Regions from separate parts of the Homo sapiens genome. Here region 1 is linked to region 2. Evidence: read pairs that join two places in POLR2A ChIA-PET (ENCODE). Cell type or tissue: GM12878. All regions are shown on one strand. Links, peaks and the distances in the headings refer to the core of each region. The heading gives the core; the rest is flanking DNA.

Region 1 (10,083 bases), core at 1,074-9,073, 250 kb before region 2:
CTGAGGTCAAAACACTGAGATATAGAGAGAAACCAGGTCCTTGCTTTGCCATTGGAATGACTTGGGCTTTTCAGTGAAGTCACTAAAATTCTCTCTATTGAGCTAATTTAACCTAGGTTTTCTGCTACTTACATCTGAAGGTATCCTGCTTTTAAACAACAACAACATTAGGAAGTGCGATATTGTACATAAAAGACAGAATTAAAAATGTGGAAATTAGCTGAAGAAAGGAGGCAGGGTGAAAAATCAATGAATACCCTCCTCACCCGGCCTGAGAATTTAACTATCTTTATTATCAGGGAAAGAAACAATCAGACTGTGGTCTGATGCAACCACCAAGACTACAAGGAACACTAAGGGACTTGGTAGGAAAGAATCAAGGAAATGGGTAGGTGGGTGGTTCTTGCCTGTAATCCTAGTACTTTGGGAGACCAAGATGGGAGGATCGCTTGAAGCCAGGAGTTCTGGACAAGCCTGGGCAATATAGTGAGACCCTGTCTCTACAAAAAGTTTAAAAATTAGCTGGGCATGGTGGCTCATGCTGAGGTGGGGATGACTTGAGCCCAGGAGTTTGAGGCTGCAGTGGGCTATGACTGTGCCATTGTACTCCAGCCTGGGCGACAGAACAAGATCCTGTCTCAAAGAAAATGCAGTGAAGAGGGAGGAAAAGAGGCCCTTTCTGCTACAAAATGCAATCTAGGGGAACCAAGAGATAGGATGAAGAAAGAAAGGGAGGGAAGACTTAGCAGGAGATAAGGCTGTGGGGTAGGGTGAGCAAAAGAAGGCTTCCCCAGGTCTCTCCCAAGCACTCAGGTCCAGTATTCACAGCCTGAAAATGGGAAACGTTATTCAAGATGCAACCGCAAAGCTTGGGCAAGGGGCAAATGAATGATGTCTCTCCAGCCCAACCAGTTATCCCCGCCAGCCCTGAGGGAGAGGCTAAGGAAAAGACCTGGAAACCAAAAGCTACAAAGCTGGGCCAAATTCCAGAATTAAAATTTCGGGCTTTGGTTCAAGCCCCTGGAATGGCCCAGAAGCCCAAGATAGAGTAGACTTGCCTTTTAGGGTATCACATAGTCAAAGAAACCCCAAGCCTGGCTGACAACAACCTGTAATTGCTTGATCTCTAATCCCTGCTCATATCAACAAGAAGTGGCTATGAACGCAATGCTGCCTCCAGGAGAGGTGTCCTCCGACGCCCAACTCAGAGGCGACCAGGAGACCCAATAAACAAGGAGGGCATTAATTCTCTCATTCACCAGGTATTTGTGAGCACCAGCAGGTGCCAAGCAGTGTTGAAGGGGATACAGAAGTAAACAGACAGCAAGGACCCTAGCTTCACGGAACTTGACTACCAAGAGCAGAGACAGAAAATAAAAATTGATTGGACATTGGTAGATGGATGATGGGAGAATAACCAAACAAAAATACCATGAAGTGGTGAGTGCTATGAAGACAGCAGAATAGGCTGCCTGATCGTGAGTGAGGGAGGGACTATGAAGGGATGGTCAGGGAGGGTATCCCTGAGGTGATGATATTTATTTAGGCTGAAGGCCTGAATGACAGGAAGAAGCCATTGAGAAGTCAAGAGGAAGAGTATTATAACATCACACAGACACACGGACACACACACACACACACACACACACAGAGGAATAATTCATGCAAAAGCCCTTAAGCAGGATTAAACTCGCCACATTTGAGGACTGGGGTGGAGAATAAGGCAGAACCTGGCACAGAGGCTGCCAGAGAGGAATATGGCAGGATCACAGAGGGAGTTTGATTTTATTCTGAGTAGGGAGCTGCTGGAGGGCTTTAAGGAAGGAAATGACATGATCTGATTTATGCTCTTAAAAGATTTGGGGGTGACAGTTTAGTGGTTGCCAGGGTCCCAGGGACTGGGGATGGGTGGATGCGGCTAGAAAGGGATAGCTCCAAGGAGGCTGGGGTGGTGGTGCAGCTGGTCATCTTGATTGCAATGGTGGTGATATGAATTTGTACATGGGATCAAACTGCATAGACTGCTACACACACACACACCCCACCCACACGCAGTGCACGCGGAGCTAGTGAAATCTGACTAAGCTCTGGATTGCACCAATGTAAACAGTTAGTTTCCCGGGTCTTTTTGCTTGCATTATTTTGCCCTTACTTTTTCCCTATCGTTAGAACCCATGAACAAGTTCCTGGTTTTGACATGCCACAGTTATACAAAACACTAAAATTGGGGGAGGCTGAGTGAAGGGTACACAGGACCTCCCGGTACATTTCTCTCCCATCTCCTGTGAATCTATCATTACTTCAAAATTAAAAAAGAAAAAAAAAAGGTCTCTAAGGCTGCCATTTAAGGTATAGATTAGAGAAAAAAGAAAGTAGAACCACAATATGTGACACCAATCCACACTCAAGGAAAGGGTTAAAATGAAAAAGAAAACACGCAGATTGGCAAAGGAGCACCTGGAACTCTCATACGCCACTGGTGGAAAATGTAAATTGGTATAACCACTTCGGAAAAGCATTTGGCAAGTTTCATTACAGTTGAACATATGCCTATTCCACAGTCCAGTGACTCTACTCCTGAGTATACACCCAACAGAAGTGTATGCAAATACTCACCAAAAGACATATACCTGAAAATTCCAAACAGCACTAGTCTTAAAAGCCAAAACTAGAAAGGACTCTGCCCATCAACAGATAAAGGGATAAATTATGGTATATGCCCATAATGGGATATTGAACAGCAAAGAGAATGACTGACGTACAACCACACATAACAATACGGATAAATCTCACAAAAATAACATTGAACAAAAGAAACCAGTTGCATGCAGTAAGATTCCATTAATACAAAGTTCAAAAACAGGCTGTTACAAGTCAGGACTGTGGTTATCTTTGCCAGGGGGGTGCGGCTGAGGGAGGTAGAAAGTGAGAATGAGCTATTTTCAGGATTGTAGGGACATTCCAAGCACCAGCAATATTCTATTTCTTGATCTAGATCAGGAAAAGTGCTTCTCCACCCACTTTTTTTTTTTTTTTTTTTTGAGACAGGGTCTCGCTCTGTAAGGCTAAACGTGCCTTATTTCCAGAGTTTTTTGGTTTTGTTTCGTTTTTTTTTGCAAATTCTACTCCTGAGCAATTTGTTTATTTTTCTCTTTTCCCCAATCCTTAGAATCTGTGAACAATTTCCTGGTTTTGATATTATACCAGAGTTTTACAAGGGACTAAAACTTCTACCCATGTTTACAGGTATTTCCTCACCAGGCTCAAGTGAGGAACCACGCGAGAACCCTTTGGAAACTATGAAACACTGTACAGACGGGAGGTATTAGTATCACTGACAGGTATGAACAGGCAGCAAGCAGGTCTCACCTCTATAATTTGTAGGTAATATATGTAGAAATAAAATTGAGTAAACTTTGGATTTTTTTTACCCCAAAGACCTAAGAGGGGAAAAAAGCAAATATATCACATTGAAGTTACCATGTTTTCTACTTCTACAGAGCCAGATGCCAATATTGCTTTTTAAAGCACTTCTAAAATTAAAAACAATCCCTTAAAAAAGTTCATGGCAAACACATTGACTATAAATACTTGGAAAAATACTAAATTATTATTACTGGCTTATGCAAATGAGCATTTTACTCCTATTTTAAAGATGAGATTATTTTATAAAAATAGGTCAGAGATAACCCCAAATGACATTCTAAATAAATTATGTAAACCACTATTATTCAGAACCAAGACCTCAGTTTTTTAAAGAACTCACTATATAAACAAGATCTAGAGTCCAAATTTCTTAATCTGAAAGTAATCATTTTGCCTTATTTTAATATGATAGAACAAGCTTTTTGGGGGGTCAGGCAACTCGCTATTACATAATAAACATACTCTCTGGGAAAATAAGTCTGTTCAGAGCTATAAGACAAGTAGCCAAGAATTTTATTCTGTAGAACCCAGGAATCTTCCTAGTGAGGAAGTCCTTATAAATATGAGTATGTACTTTGAAATGCTATAATATTTTAGCCTTTTAAAATACATTCGGCACAATCATTTTGATTTTTCAGAATGTCTACATTTCAAAACAATTGGCAGTTAGTGTACTTACTAGTTGCTCTAAGAAATTCTTATCTATTTAAGAGCTTTTTAATCTTTTTAATTGTTGAAAAGCAATACATGCTCAAGGGGGTGAGAAAAGGGAGGAGATTAAATATTACAAAAGGCATATAATGAAAAGTCACCCTCTCTTCTCTCTTTTCTCTCCTCTCTCCCTCTCTCCTCTCTCTTTCCTCTGAAGAGGAGAACAGGAGAATCTCTTCAAAGGAAATCAACAGTCAAAATCTTTCAGTCGTATTCTATACAGACCTATCTATAGATTTCCCCCTTTATTTTTATTTCTTGTTTTATTATTCAAATAGTACACACACTAGCCTCTGTTTTGAATCATGCTTTTTCCCCCCACTCAATAATATATCTTGGAGAATGTTCCATATCAGAATATAAAACACTATCTTATTATGTTACAGCTACACATCATTGGGAATACACGATAATTTACTTAACTAGTCCCTGCTGATACACATTCACATTGATTTCAGTCTTTTATAATTTCAAACAATGCTGCAATGATTTTACACACCGGACTTTACATAAATGTGTGAAAACACCCATAAGAAAAAAGTCCTACATGCAGAATTGCTAGATCAAAGAGCATAAACATTTATGATCTGATAGACAGTGCCAAACTGCTCTTGGTACCTACTCTATCAATTTATATTCTCAACCACTAGAGTAAAAGACCTGTTTTTCCACACTCTTGTCTCATCACAGAAGATTTTCAATCTCTTTGATCTGCCACTCTTCTAGATGAAAAATTGTTTCATTCTTACTTTTAATTTGTAGTTTGTTTAGTATGAATAGGGCTGATTATCAATTAAAAATAAATTTTTAGAGAAAGAAAATGGGCATAAGAGAGAACAGGGCACAGCGGCATATACTTGCAGTCCCAGCTACTCAGGAAGCTGATGATCGCTTGAGCCCAGGAGTTCCAGGCTGCAGTGAGCTATGATCACGCCAGTGTACTCTAGCCTAGCCTGGGCGACAGAGCAAGACCCCATCTCTAAAGAAGAAAAGGAAAGAAGAAGAGAGAAAATAGGGTTGTCTTTTCACATGTTTCAAATCCATTTCCATTTTCTTTTCTGTGAATTGTCCATATTCTTTGCCTATTAGGTACTGGCCTTTTCCTAATTGATTTTGAAGGCTCTTTATATATTAGGAAAACCAGACTTTCATTTTCGTATCCATTACAGATTGTTGTTCCTAGTTTGTCTTTGCATGTTGATTTTATCCTATTTTTTGCCATGGAGAAATTTTCCATCCAGCTAAAGTTTTTTATTGTTTATAAGTGTTTTTCAGCTGATCTTTTGGGCTTTTAAAGATATATCATAACGTCTATAAATAACAGCAATTTTGTTTCCTGCTTTCTGATGTCTTTCTCTAGTTATTAATAATAACTATTTTGACAGTGTACATCCCTGCATTGTTCCTGATTTTAATGGGAATGTTTCCACAATTTCATCATTTAAAGATGATGCTGGCTAGGTGCAGTGGCTCATGCCTGTAATCCACGTACTTTGGGAGGCTGAGGCAGGTGGATTGCTTGAGCTCAGGAATTCAAGACCAGCCGGGCAACAGGGCGAAACCCCATCTCTACCAAAACTACAATGATTAGCCAGCCGTGGTGGCACATGCCTGTGGTCTCAGCTACTCGGGAGGCTGAGGTGGGAGGATCACTGGAGCCCAAGAAGTCGAGGCTGCAGTGAGCTGTTATGGTGCCACTGCACCCCAGTCTGGGTAACAGAGTGAGACCCCATCTCCAAACAAAACAAAAAATAAACATGATACTGTCCGATGGCACATTACCTGGCCTGGGAAAAACATAAAATAAAAATAAAGATAATACTGGTTTTGGCTTCTAACACTATTTCTCTAAGGAATTTCTGAATACATAATTTATCAATTCATTGTATTATTTTTCCATGTTTATTAACCGGTTCTATAGATTTTCTTCAATGTCAAAGTACGTTATTAGCTTTATTATTTACCTGGCTATTTAGGAATAAGACATAACAGGAATCTATGACTGTATTAATACTGTGCTACTCTATAAATAATTCATAACTACTCATTAAAATATTTAATCCATCTCTAGCAGGTCCTTTTGTGCTCTAAAAAGACAGATCTCTGGCATTAAAGATAGGAAAACTGAATCATGAAAAGATCATAATCCTATGCACCCCCTCCCCTTTCTTCATTGTGGTACTTGTGTGAATTAGAAATCAAATTCAGACCTTCTGATCCCCAGTCCAGTGTTGGAACCACAGGAAAGCATCATGCCCTTTAGAGAACTCAGCGGATGCCCAACATACAAAGAACGCAGGCTGCCATCTACAATCTGCAGCTTCGTGACATGCTCCTCCAGACTCCTGAAAGCAAGCTGCAAGTTGGGCTCCGGAGCTTAAAACATCTGAAATGCATCACCCAGCAGCCAGGAGGATAGGTTCCTGCTCAGTGATAAACGATGTTGCCGACATTCCTCAGCCAATTAGAATTCCTTTCAGCTGCAGTGGAGGTGAACACAGCTGGAATTACAGAGTGGGGCGCGTCACCAGACGCGCTGATTATACATTATTTAAGCCTTGTTTTAAAACAATATGAGGGTGTTTTTTCCCCCATTAGTCCAGAAATGTGGAAACAACATTCCACTTGGTTTAAATATCTAAATGGATTAAATTGCATCTGGAGACAAAACAGTAATAGTGACATTTTAAAAAGAAGATATGCCCAAGCCCCATAGCTATGTGCTTTTGTTTTTTAAACATAGCTCCATGGCTTTCCTTTAACTAGAAAGGCCTTAGGGACTTTAGTCAGTCAGAATGAGTTCCCTGGACAAGAAGCTAATTTAAGTTGGAGGCTTTCACTTACAAATTCACTTACAAAATAACAAACCAGTAATTTAAAACTTGTTCAGTGACAAAAAAAAAAAATTGTATATTCCTTGTTTAAAAAAAAATTAGCCTCTAAAATGGTTTTGAAATTATAAAAAATTGATCCAAATAAGCATCCTAAAAGTTAGCTGTCTTACCCAGCAAATCAGAGCATGGCGAAGATATCAAGTTATTTCATCCATTTGAGGCTTTTTTGAACCACTGAATAAAACGCACAATTCAGCTATTTTAACTGTTAACCAGTGCCCACGATGTTGTACAAAACAGCCAGTCTAGTTAACTGGATCACTGAGGTGATATTGAAACACTATTTGTCGTTTTGTCTTTTTTTCTTTCTTAATCCATGAGGAAATATTTCATAAATAACACAGCCTCCAAAACCTTTCTTTCACCCAATTTTCCACACTAGAACCTGACATTGTGACTGAACCGAGAAAATGAAAATGTGTGGAAGAGAAAGAAAAACCCAACATTCAGAAAGGACTTTTGTAACTGCAAGACTAGAGGTTTTAAACTCTGACAGATGGACTTGAAGTTAAAAATCCTAGTTTGATAAATCACAACTACTGTAAAAATGGAGATAGAAATAAAGCATATGAAAGATTTCATGTCTAAAGTCAGTTGGGTGGGCCAAGAAGATTAAAAGGAAAAAAAAATGGATTTGAAAAAAGAAAGTTGTTCTAAAAGGCAACACAAATGTGATCAAATCACAAAATCAATGACAAAAACCTCTATTTGGCAGAATGTGATTCTTCTTAAAGTATAATTGCAATTCAAGTTTTGCAACAGCATTTGTTCTAACCCATCCTACACCTTCCAATAATTCATCTCAAAGAACTGCCTTAACTGTATCTTCCTAAACTTGAGGCAGACCCTAAGGAAAATGTAAATGCAAAGGGAGCTAAAAACTGACCACTTATTCCATCTTATCACAGCAACTGTGTTATATGGTTTTTGAAACAAAAGTTTTGCCTGCCTCACATAAGTGAGGTTCTTAGCTGGTACAAATTGACAAAGTCAACAGTCTTAACAATTTTCTTAATCTTTCTTGAGAGACTTAACTATTTTGAATCAATTGAGACACCTGTAATTCATCAACCAACATCATCAACAGCTATTACCACAACTATTTCACTCACAGTTGCACCATCTGAATGCCAAAACACAAGTCACCCTTACATCCCACAAGCTACAATTTTAAAAACAACCTCATATTTCCACATGCTATCAAGGAAAGTCTCTTTGTTCCTCTCTGTTTGGAATTAGAGTTTTTCTTACTTCACAATATGCAGTCATGCTCCAAAAGATATAAAAACACCAGGATATCTGAGAGTATTTCAATGCATAAAAGCACAAAAAAGTTTAGGCACTTGTATTTCAACTAATTGGTTGACATTACAATAAAATTTAATTTTCTTGAAGAGCATTGTAGAACCCTGAATTCCATTCTTTTACCCAAAGTGGCCTAAACAATGTGTCTGGGATTCATTTGTGTACCAGATAAGAACAAAGTTTTTGCAAATCCTGCTTGATTTTTCAATCAAAATGTTTCTAAAGTGTTTGATTTGCCAGTGAACTCCAATGACTACAAGATAATGCTCTTTAACAAAAGATCACTTGATTCTGGATATATTATGCCCCTAAACCTACTGAAACCATTTAAAAACTATTTTCCTACTAAAATACCACAAAAACATTCGTTAAAATGTTATTATTTTAAATACAAAGGCTCAAATATTCTTCTACTGTTTAGACCAGGTTGCCAAAGCAGTTCAACATATTACCCAACAGTTTTCAAAAACAATCCCACATGAAGAAATAAAGTCATAAATGTAATCAATACACAAAATTAATGCTTGGCATAAATCAAACACATGTGCTACACTCCAACACAATTTTCTGAATATCAGGATTAAGAATACCACTAAGCCCAAGTGCCCAACAGTAATTTGAAATAAGTAGGTAGCTAAATTGATATATCCTGTGAGAAGGAGGATCAAAGAGTATTATAATGGAGCTGAAATCTCATTTGATATATAAAGAAACTGAGACCCAAAAAGGTTAAATAACTTGTTCCGTAACATGTAGTTAATGAGAAATCTGTCTAGAATCTAGGTCTCCTAACTGTAAATCTAATGCCCTATTCACCCCCAAATAGAATCGTGGACCCCAAAGTTCTAAATGTAGTATCTTCAGTATCCTTTTTTTTTTTTTTTTTTTTTTTGAGACAGAGTCTCACTCTGTTGCCCAGGCTGAAGTGCAGTGGCACAATCTCGGTTCACTGCAAGCTCCACCTCCCAGGTTCAAGCCATTCTCCTGCCTCAGCCTACCCAGTAGCTGGGACTACAGGCGCCCGCCACCACACCCAGCTAATTTTTTGTATTTCTACTAGAGACGAGGTTTCACTGTGTTAGTCAGGATGGTCTCAATCTCCTGACCTCGTGATCCGCCCCACCTCAGCCTCCCAAAGTGCTGAGATTACAGGTGTGAGCCACCGCGCCCAGCTAATTTTTTGTATTTCTAGTAGAGACGGGGTTTCACCGTGTTAGCCAGGATGGTCTCAACCTCCTGACCTCGTGATCTGCCTCAGCCTCCCAAAGTGCTGGGATTCAGGCGTGAGCCACGGCGCCAGGCCATCTTCACTATCTTTGCACTGAATTTCGCTCTGTGTCTATTCATTGACTGGTTGAAATATCCCTCATTTTTAACAGTCTTTTTTTTTTTTCCAAATAACAAACATGGAAATAAACTCTGAAACCTGTAACAAAAGTATTCAAATTTTGAAAGATTGCTTCTCAACATCCCAGAAGTGAGAATTCAAACTTCCCTTAACCAGAAAGATGAGACTAAAACCTATTCCACCGTCAACAAACTTCTAGTTCAAACCTTTCGAGGTAAACTAAGGTTCCACGTACTGGCATTGCATGTGTACCATTACCGCTAAACCGCAATCCTATTGTAAGGATGATCACACTCACAAATCCTCTCAAACCATTCATAACATCTACTGAAAGGGAAAGGGAAAGGGAAAAGGTGTTTCAGAAACAACACTCATCACCTGATCCTTCCCTATCAAATG
Region 2 (10,083 bases), core at 2,068-10,067:
TTGCCCCGCGGTCGGTCGGTGTAGCCCCGTTACTTCGGGCCGGCGGGGCCCCACACCCAGTCACTTCCCCTCCATCCCCGGAGCCTTCCGGGTTGCAGCCGCCGGGAAATGAGCTGGCGTCTCCTGCCGCCCCGCCCCTGCCCTCCTGGCCGCTCCCGCTGCTCCCACCCGCCTCCCCCGGGCCAGGTCCGAGGGGTCCCGTACGGGGCGGGCCTGGCTGGCGGGGTCCCGGAACGCACCCCCTCAGCTGCAGGGCTCCGCGGCCAGGGCAGATCCGAGCAGCCCCTCCCTTTCCGGAGGCGCTGGGAGAGCAGCCAGGCCGCCTAGGGCGGGGCGGGGCCGGGCTGCACCCGCGGGCAGTGAAGGGATCAGGAGTGCAAGCCTGGGGAGTCAGACCTCCCCCTGCCTCCTCTGCCAATGCAGCCCGGAGGCTACCACCACCCATCCCGGCCGGGCGCGGTGGCTCACACATAGAATCCTAGCATTTTGAGAGGCCCAGGCGGGAGGATCGCTTGAGGCCAGGAGTTGGAGGCCAGCATGGACAGCATTGCGAGACCCTTTCTCTATTAAAATAAATAAATAAAATGTAGCCAGGCGCTGTGGCTCATGCCTGTAATCCCAACACTTTGGGAGTCGAGGTGGACGGATCACTTGAGGTCAGGAGTTCGAGACTAGCCTGACCGACATGGTGAAACCCTGTCTCTACTAAAAATACAAAAATTACCCAGGCATGGTGGCACGCACCTGTAATCCCAGCTACTCAGGAGGCTGAGGCAGGAGAATTGCTTGAACCCGGGAGGCAGAGGTTGCAGTGAGCCGAGATCACGCCATTGCACTCCAGCCTGGGCAACAGAGCAAGACTCCGTCTCAAAAAAAAAAAAAAAAGCCACGTAACATGCCTGTAATCCCAGCTACTTAGGAGGATGAGGCAAGAGAATTGCTTGAACCTGCCTTGGCAGTGAGCCAAGACTGTACCACTGCACTGCAGCCTTGGCAACAGAGCCAGACTCCGTCTCTAAATAAATAAATAAAATCTTAGGGACCTAGGTAGGAGTGCCAGCTTCTCCCTTCACTGGCCAGTGACTGGTAAGCCACCCAACTCCTGCCAGCCTCAACTTTCCTTATCTGGAAAATGGGAACCTTAAAGACTGGGAGGCTGAAATGCAATACTGCAAGACACCTGGCAGCGTGTCAGGCGCTGACAGTATAAACGTGCGTTTGTTGCTCACCTTGATCATAGTGTTCCCCCAGGTGAACCTAACTTCCTGGCCTCCAAGATTTGGGGTCAGAGTCCCAAGCTGCGTCATTTAGTAGAAGCCGAGTGACTTTGAACAAATCGTTGCTTTTGTCTGAGCCTGGGTTTCCTCCTGTACAAACTGAAGGTAAAAAGCAAACAGGCTGGGCGCGGTGGCTCACGCCTGTAATTCCAGCACTTTGGGAGGCCGAGGCAGGCAGATTACCTGAGGTCGGGAGTTCGAGACCAGCCTGACCAACGTGGTGAAACCCCGTCACTACTAAAAATACAAAATTAGCCAGGTGTGGTGGTGGGCACCTGTAATCCCAGCTACTCAGGAGGCTGAGGCAGGAGAATCGCTAGAACCTGGGAGGCGGAGGTTGCGGTGAGCCAAGATCATGCCGTTGCACTCCAGCCTGGGGTTACAAAGCGAGACTCTGTCTCCAAAAAAAAAAAAAAAAGCAAACAAAAAATGTCTCAGGCTTGCTTCAGGGGGAGAATGGTGAAAGGTCTGGGTAAAATCGCCCTGATAGATGCCGGTAAAGTTTGTTTCTTACATATGTCTGTACATAATCCATTGATAGGTCTTTTTCTTTTTTTCTGGAGTCCGGGTCTCATTGTGTTGCCCAGGCTATAGTGCCATGGCTTGATCATAACTCACTTTAGCCCCAAACTCCTGGGCTCAAGGGATCCTCCTGAGTAGCTGGGATTACAGGTATGTTCCTCCATGCCCAGCTAATTTTTAAATGTTTAGTAGAGGTAGGGTTTTGCTGTGTTGTCCAGGCTGGCCTCAAACTCCTGGCCTTAAGCGATCCTCCTGCCTTGGCCTCCCAAAGTGCTGGGGTTACAGGCATGAGCCTCCACGCCTGCCTTATACGTGCTTTCTTTTTTTTTTTTTTTTTTTGAGACAGTGTCTTGTTCTGTTGCCCAGGCTGGAGTGTGGTGACACTACCTTGACTCACTGCAGCATCTGCCTCCCGGGTTCCAGTGATTCTCCTGCCTCAGCCTCTCAGGTAGCTGGGATTACAGGTACATGCCAATATGCCCGGCTAATTTTTATATTTTTAGTAGAGACGGGGTTTCACCATGTTGGCCAGGCTGGTCTCGAACTGCTGACCTCAGGTGATCCGCCCACCTCGGCTTCCCAAAGTGCTAGGATTACAGGCGTGAGCCACCGCGCCCAGCTTCTTCTTCTTCTTCTTCTTCTTTTTTTTTTTTATTTGGAGGTGGCGGAGTTTCACTCTGTCGCCCAGGCTGCAGTGCAGTGGCACAATCTCAGCTAACTGCAACCTCTTCCTCTCGAGTTCAAGTGATTCTCTTGCCTCGACCCCCCGAGCAGCTGGGATTACAAGTGCCCACCACCAAGCCCAGATAAATTTTGTATTTTTAGTAGAGAGGGTTTTACCATGTTGGGCAGGCTGGTCTCAAACTCCTGACCTCAGGTGATCCACCTGCCTCCGCCTCCCAAAGTCTGGGATTACAGGTGTGAGCCACCGCACCCGTCGGTTGATAGGTCTTTTCTAATATTAATAATTACGTAGCATCTCAACATGTTAATGTCATAATTTACTCTTTCCATATTGTCACCTGGGTTTTTCCACACTGTCACCATTATAAAGACAGCTATTATAAACATGTTTGCTTTATTTTTTAGATGAGGTTTCACTCTGTCACCCAGGCTGGAGTACAGTGACGAGATCTCGGCTCACTGCAACCTCCACCTTCCCAGCTCAAGGAATCCTCCAGCCTCAGCCCCTCAGATAGCCAGGACTACAGGCGTACAGCATCACATCCCGCTAATTTTTTTTTTTTTTTTGGTAGTTTTTATAGACACAGGGTTTTGCCATGTTGCCCAGGCTGGTCTCCGAACTCCTGGACTCAAGTGATCCACCTGGCTTGGCCTCCCAAAATGGTGGGATTACAGGCGTGAGCCATGGCACCCCACCTGTTTGCTTTTAAAAAAGAAAAATGGGGCCAGGCGTGGTGGCTCACACCTGTAATCCCAGCACTTTGGGAGGCCGAGGCGGGTGGATCACAAGGTCAGGAGTTCGAGACCAGCCTGTCCAACATGGTGAAACCCCATCTCTACTAAAAACAAAAACAAAAATTAGCTGGGCGTGGTGGTGGGCACCTGTAGTTCCACCTACTGGGGAGGCTGAGACAGGAGAATTGCTTGAACCTGGGAGGCGGAGGTTGCAGTGAGCCGAGAATGCACCACTACACTCCAGCCTGGGCGACAGAATGAGACTACATCTCAAAAATAAAAAAGAAAAAGAAAGAAAAATGTGTTGCTGTTTTCTTAGGACCAAATGGGTGTATGTGACCAAAGAATGTTAATTTTCTTTTTCTTTTTTTTTTTTTTTTTTTTGAGATGGAGTCTTGCTCTGTCCTCCAGGCTGGAGTGCAGTGGCGCAATCTCGGCTCACTGCAAGCTCCGCCTTCCGGGTTCACGCCATTCTCTTGCCTCAGCCTCCCGAGTAGCTGGGACTACAGGCGCCCGCCACCACGCCCGGCTTAATTTTTTGTATTTTTAGTAGAGACGGGGTTTCACCGTTTTAGCCAGGATGGTCTCGATCTCCTGACCTCGTGATCCACCCACCTCGGCCTCCCAAAGTGCTGGGAGTATAGGCGTGAGCCACCACACCTGGCCAGAATGCTAATTTTCAAGTTCCTGTTAGTGTTATTCTGTTCTATTAATATTTGGTCCCACCCACTTGTTGAATTGAGTGCCCTTCAGAAGAATTAAACCAATTAGCAACAAATGACAATTTCTCCACAGCTCTGCTAGCATTGAATTTTGTGTGTTTTTGTTTTGTTTGGATGACTAACCGGTGCTTTAATGGTACCTTACGATTGTTTTCATGTGTGTTTCTTGACTTCACTCTGCGTGGTTGGTAAGACTTCAAGAGCAGAGCTGGAGAGGGAAGGATAGGGGTAGGAAGGGCTCTGACCCAGCATAGGAAGTTGAGTAACCGCTTAGCACGGTGCAAATTAGCCTGCTGGCTGCTCTATCCAAGAACTGCCTGAGCTGGGTGGGGACTTCCCAGAGCGCCTGTAATGCTGAGATCTTTCCTCCAGGCAACTCCTCCTTGGTTTAGCCTCTGATACAGCCAAACCTCTGGATTCAGGGAAACCTAAGGAAGCCAGGCAAGAAGGGTCCCGCAGCCTGTGCCTAGTCTAGCCCCAGCCTCATCTGGATTAAGATGGGAGGGAAATATTGGCTGAGGGCACCCAGCCAGTATGAAGACAGCTAGAATGTAAACCCAGCACAGTAAGGGAGAGAGTATCAAGGCCCAGGACTTTAGAGTGCCTCACCACCACCACCCCGCCGCTGGGCAGCCTGAGGCTTTCTTTGCCTGGCACCACCATGCCTGGCTAATTTTTTTTTTTTTTTTCCAAGTGGAGACGGGGTTTTGCCATGTTGGCCAGGATGGTCTCAAACTCCTGACCTCAAGTGATCCACCCACCTCGGCCTCCGAAAGTGCTGGGATTACAGGCGTGAGCCACTGTGCCCGGCTATCCCCTCCTCTCTCTGGTTTCTTAACATCAAACAGGCCCACAGTGCTGGCTCACAGGGCCACAGTGATAGTGGGTTGGTGTCCTGGATCCCTCCCCCAGGAGCCATCACTGAGACCTTATGCTGTCAACACTGGTGGGTGAAGCAGCCCTCGTATTTTTCTCCTGAGACATCCAGAGCAGGGTAATTGGCAGGCGGGGGTGAGCACACGCTGGCTCACGCAGGCTTGGTAGGTGAGAGGTTTTCCTGAGGATGATGAAGTTGGAGTGTCCCCGGCTAGAATCCCTGAGGCAGGAGACTGGAGCCCTGTGGCAGCATTGGCTGAGAGAAGCCACTCCCTTTTTGCTCTCCCACTTCCTCACTGGTAAGATGTGGGGGTTGGGGAGTTATCGCAGAGGCGCTTTGGGTTTCAGCTGCTTTGCAGAAGTTATGGAAAAAGGGAAATGAGTCTTCCTGTCTCTCGCCCCCTTAACACTTCTTTGCCCCATTTAAGGGGTTTGTTCAACAGACTAGGAAGTATTTCTGCTAATTCATGCTGAAGTGTGATTGGCTGATAGGTGTGGTCTCAACCTCCCTCCTCTGCCAGTCACTAGTGTACCACTGTGGCCATCTTTTCCAGCCCCTCCTCTGCCCCTTGAGTATGTCTAGGTCCTAGAAACAGTGGTCAGGGCTCTTCAAGTCCTCTCGGTTGCCCTTGCCCACTGGCACACGTGGGGGTTGCTGTCTTCAGCAGAGCCAGCCACTCCGTCTTGACAGCCAGGGCAGAGATGTGGCTGGGCACACAGCAAGAATGTGACCACTGATGCTGGGATGTCAGAGTCTGTGCATCAACCCAGGGTTCTGAGTCTGGGCTCTCCCACCCTCATCCCCGGAGGTTCCTTCAGTCTGGGCCTCCTGGGGCTGAAAGGGAGGGAAAAATTGGCCTCAGCTGGAGTCCTGGGGCCAACCAGAGCCTGGGTGGAGTGTGAAAGTGGGCTTCTGGCCTTCACCCTGCCCCTGCCCTGCTGGTGACCTTGGACCATGGGGGTTGTCGGGGTGTAGATGAGCACCGTGAATCAGTCACAGGCCTTGAGCTTCTCTCTGCACAGTGCTGGCATCAGATGTGGGTGGTGATGTCCCAGCCTGGGAACACAGGAAACGCTCAGGGAAACCCCCATCAGACCTGCTGACATGGCTGAGGGCGCTGAGATGGTGCTTCCGGGGCCCTCACCTTACACAAAGAGGCCTTATAAGGAGAGAGAGGCTGCAGAGGCAGCCCCAGTGGGTGCCGGGTGCTTGTTCTGGGTAAGGCTGCCCACACGTGCAAAGTGTGCTTGTGGACACAGTGCGCTTGCGTGTGTGCAAGGCTGAACATACATGTGTGCAGGCCTGCAGTGTGCCTGTGTGTGAGGCTCAACACGTGCATGTGGGGAGTATGGTCATGTGTGCAAGGCTAAACATGTGCTTAAAGTGTGGGGAGGTGCAGTGTGCATGTGTGTGTGCAAGGCTTAACATGCAAAGTGTGCTTGTGTGTGTGAGGCTGAACACGCATGTGTTTGTGTGCGTGGCCTGACCCTGCGCTGCGTGTGTCTACTTGCTCAGCAAATGCTGACTGGGGACCCACCGGGGTCCTGTTCTAAGCATGGAGGAAACATGAGGTCCCTGCCCCGTGCATGTACACATGTGCATGTGTGTGTGTCCTGTGCTGCTCCAGGAATCTTCCAGGACATCCTGATACAAGTGAAAGCAAGCGGTTTGGATCTGGAGTGAGCAGGAGGTGGACAGGGCCTTCCAGGCAGTGAGCGCAGGGGGCTTTGTGTTGTGACCTCGGGCAGGCTGGTCACTGAGCCCTGTGGGGCCAAACTGCAGCCCCAGGCAAAGGTCGTTCTGCCTTTCCCTTGTGCCTGGGCCCAGATGCAGTGCAGGATGGGCCGGCCCCTGGGCAGGGCAGTGACGGGGCAGCCACCGGCCTCCTGGGGCATTCAGGGTTCCCAGTCCTGGTTGGCTCCCAGCCCAGGCCCTGAGACCCAACACAAAACTGCCAGTCTGGTGAGGGAGGCAGCCACATTATCTAATGGCTGTCACTGGTGACTCTGGGCAGGTGGCCTCAGCCCCCACATCTGTCATCTGGAGCTGACCTGGAGCCTGGCATCCCTCCCCAAGTGCAGCCAGGCCTCCCTGAAAGTCCAGGGCTGGTGGGAGTGTTGAAGTCAAGAATGTATACAGAGCACCTGGCCAGGCGCGGTGGCTCATGCCTGTAATTCCAGCACTTTAGGAGGCCGAGGCGGGCGGATCACTTGAGGTCAGGAGTTCAAGACCAGCCTGGCCAACATGGTGAAACCCTGTCTCTACTAAAAATATAAAAATTAGGCATGGTGGTGCGCACCTGTAATCCCAGCTACTCAGGAGGCGGAGGTTGGAGTGAGCCAAGACTGCGACATTGCACTCCAGGCTGGGCAACAGAGTGAGACTTCATCTCGAAAAAAAAAAAAAAAAAGGATACTTTTTTTTCTAGAGCTGGCAAGGAGGGAGTATCCAGAAAGTGCTGGATGGTACTAGTTAATACATTTTATTTTAGAGACAGGGTCTGGCTCTGTCACACAGTGGTACAATCATAGCTCACTGCAGCCTCAAACTCCTAGGCTAAGCAATCCTCCTGCCTCAGCTTCCTGAATACCTAAGAATACAGATGTGCACCACCACACCTGCAAATTTTTTTATTTAAATTTTTTGTAGAGATAGGGTCTCACTGTATCGCCCATGCTTGTCTTGAACTTCTGGCCTGAAGCAATCCTCCTGCCTAGGCCTCCCAAAGTACTGGGGTTACAGGCATGAGCCACTGCGCCTGGCCCTATTTAATAAAATTATTTATTTATTTATTATTTTTAAGTTATTTTTTCACACACATTCATTCCTAACCTTTTTTTTTTTTTTTTTTTTGAGACAGAGTCTTGCTCTGTTGCCCAGGCTGGAGTGCAGTGGTGTGATTTTGGCTCACTGCGACCTCTGCCTCTCAGGTTCAACAGATTCTCCTGCTTCAGCCTCCCAAGTAGCTGGGACTACAGGTGTGCGCCACCACGCCCAGCTAATTTTTGTATTTTTAGTAGAGACAGTCTTTCACCATGTTGGCCAGGCTGGTCTTGAACTCCTGACCTCAGGTGATCCGCCCGCCTCGGCCTCCCAAAGTGCTGGGATTACAGGCATGAGCCACCGTGCCTGGCCTCATTCCTAACCTATGTAATGATAATATTTTTGAGGGCTGGGTAGGGTGGCGTGAGCCTGTAGTCCCAGCTACTTGGGAAGCAGAGGCAGGAGGATCACTTGAGCCTGGGAAGTCGAGGCTGCAGTGAGCTGTGATCACACCACTGCACTCCAGCCTGGGCAACAGAGCGAGACCCTTTCTCAAATATACACACACACACACGTTTCTGAGAACGTACTCTGTTGGTCACTAATGGCAATGAAAAATTTGTTCAGCGGATATTTCTTGAGCACCTACTATGTGCTAAGCATTTAAGCAGTGGAAATAGAAACGAGAACAAGATAGAACAAAAATGTGTCTCTGCCAAGCTGGTTCTATTCCAGCAGGGGAGGAAGGCAGCGGGCCAGATCAGTGAGTGCATGTCTGATGGTGACTGCTGAGAAAATTTAATCGGAAATAGGGAATTACGAAGTGCCGGACCGTGGAAGGTGCTGCAGTTTCCAGGGAAGGCCTCCCCAAAAGTTGACATTTGAGTACAGACTTGAGTGGCAGCACCAGAGCGAGAGCCGTGTGTGCCGGTATCTGGGGGAAGAGTGTCACAGGCCTAGGGAACAGCCAGCACGGAAGCCCGAGGCAGGTGCATGCCTGTGTGCCCCAGGATTGGCCTCTGGTTGGCTGGGGAGGCCTGCTCCTCAAAGGGCTGGTATATCACATCCATCACAGGCTAAGAGTAACCGCCTCGTGGTTCCTCCTCATAGAGGCCAGGTGCGGTGTGTCATCTGCTTCCAGCTCTCAGCATCTCTGCTGGGAGGCAGGATTCCTGTTCCCATTTTACAGATGAGAAAACTGAGGTTAAAAGAAGGCAGGTGATGTGTCCCGGGGCATGTGGCTGGGCAAGCAGTGCCACTGGGCTCCTCCACTTCCAGGTCCCTGTGATGCTGGGAAACTGAGTCACGGAGGCGGGGAGAGATGTGTTTGAGGAATTGGGCTGAGACCGTGATCTCACCCCCGTCAGGCCTGGTGGGCTCCTTTGACACTCAGCGGCAGGTGGAGGAGGCTAGGGACAGGCTGGCAGGGGCTGAGCTGGGCTGACGGGAGGATGAGTCGCTGCCCTCTGCCAGGGTTCCCCTTCAGTGCTGGGGCTAGTCTAGAGGGCTGCAGTCAAACATCTCCCTCGTTCTGGCCGAGTGTAGTGGCTCACACCTGTAATCCCAAATACTTGGCAGGTGAGGAGGGAAGATCTCTTGAGCCTAGGAGCTTGAGACCAGCCTGGACAGCATTGTGAGACCCCCCTCTCTACAAACAAATCAAAAATTAGTTGGGCACAGTGGCACATGCTTGTAATCCCAGGAGTTCATGGCTGCAGTGAGCCATGATCACACCACTGCACTCCATCCTGGGCCACAGAGAGAGACCCTGTCTCAAGAAACAAAAATCTCCCTCCTTCAGTTCCCCAAGGCTGGGTCACCCTGGGGCCTCCCCAAGAGCCATCACCCAGGCCTCGCCTAGCCCTGTGCCTCCTCCCAGCCCTGGGTGCAGCCAGTGGATGTCTGGATGGAGAATGGGATGTATCTGTTAAATATCTGCCTTTGCCTCAGCCATGAGCCCCTGCAGACCGGCCACCTCCCTTCTCCCCGTCTGAGCAGTGTGGGGGAAGACCAGGGCTCTGGGCACGGCAGGGCCAACTGCCATGTGCTGGACACCTTTCTAGGTGGTTTATGAGATTACTTCATTTCTTTTTTTTTTTTTTTTTTCTGAGATGAGTCTTGCTCTGTCACCCAGCCTCCTGAGTAGTGGGGATTACAGGCAGGTGCCACCACACCTGGCTAATTTTTTTTTTTTTTTTTTTTTTTTTTTTTGAGACGGAGTCTCACTCTGTCGCCCAGGCTGGAGTGCAGTGGTGCGATCTCGGCTTACTGCAAGCCCCGCCTCCCAAGTTCACGCCATTCTCCTGCCTCAGGCTGGGACTACAGGTGCCCGCCACCACACCCGACTAATTTTTTGTAGTTTTAGTAAAGACGGAGTTTCACCATGTTGGCCAGGCTGGTCTTGAACTCCTGGCCGCAAGTGATCCGCCTGCCTCGATCTCCCAAAGTGTTGGGATTACAGGCATGAGCCACCGGGCCTGGCCTGGATGACTTCATCTTCATC

Evidence for each region. Peaks named below come from ENCODE experiments on the same cell type or tissue, not always from the same donor. Only the 100,000 strongest peaks of a DNase experiment are listed, where the experiment ranks them.
Region 1: POLR2A ChIA-PET joins it to region 2 with 8 read pairs; 5 of 35 experiments call an interaction of 5 or more read pairs at or near these places.

What each region holds. Positions count from the first base shown.
Region 1 is chr7:99,131,077-99,141,159 of GRCh38, forward strand. All of the region lies in intron 1 of SMURF1 (SMAD specific E3 ubiquitin protein ligase 1), which reads right to left. Among named protein-coding and RNA genes, the nearest start is that of SMURF1, 8.0 kb to the right of the region's middle. In GM12878, for the core only: no CTCF peak of the experiment used is centred there; no DNase peak of the experiment used is centred there; H3K4me3 peaks cover 745 bases.
Region 2 is chr7:99,375,193-99,385,275 of GRCh38, forward strand. All of the region lies in intron 1 of ARPC1B (actin related protein 2/3 complex subunit 1B), which reads left to right. Among named protein-coding and RNA genes, the nearest start is that of ARPC1B, 5.5 kb to the left of the region's middle. RefSeq lists a silencer at 1-448 and enhancers at 4,805-5,124, 5,725-6,044. In GM12878, for the core only: no CTCF peak of the experiment used is centred there; DNase peaks (open chromatin) are centred at 4,059, 5,179 and 5,939; H3K4me3 peaks cover 4,061 bases; H3K27ac peaks cover 4,677 bases.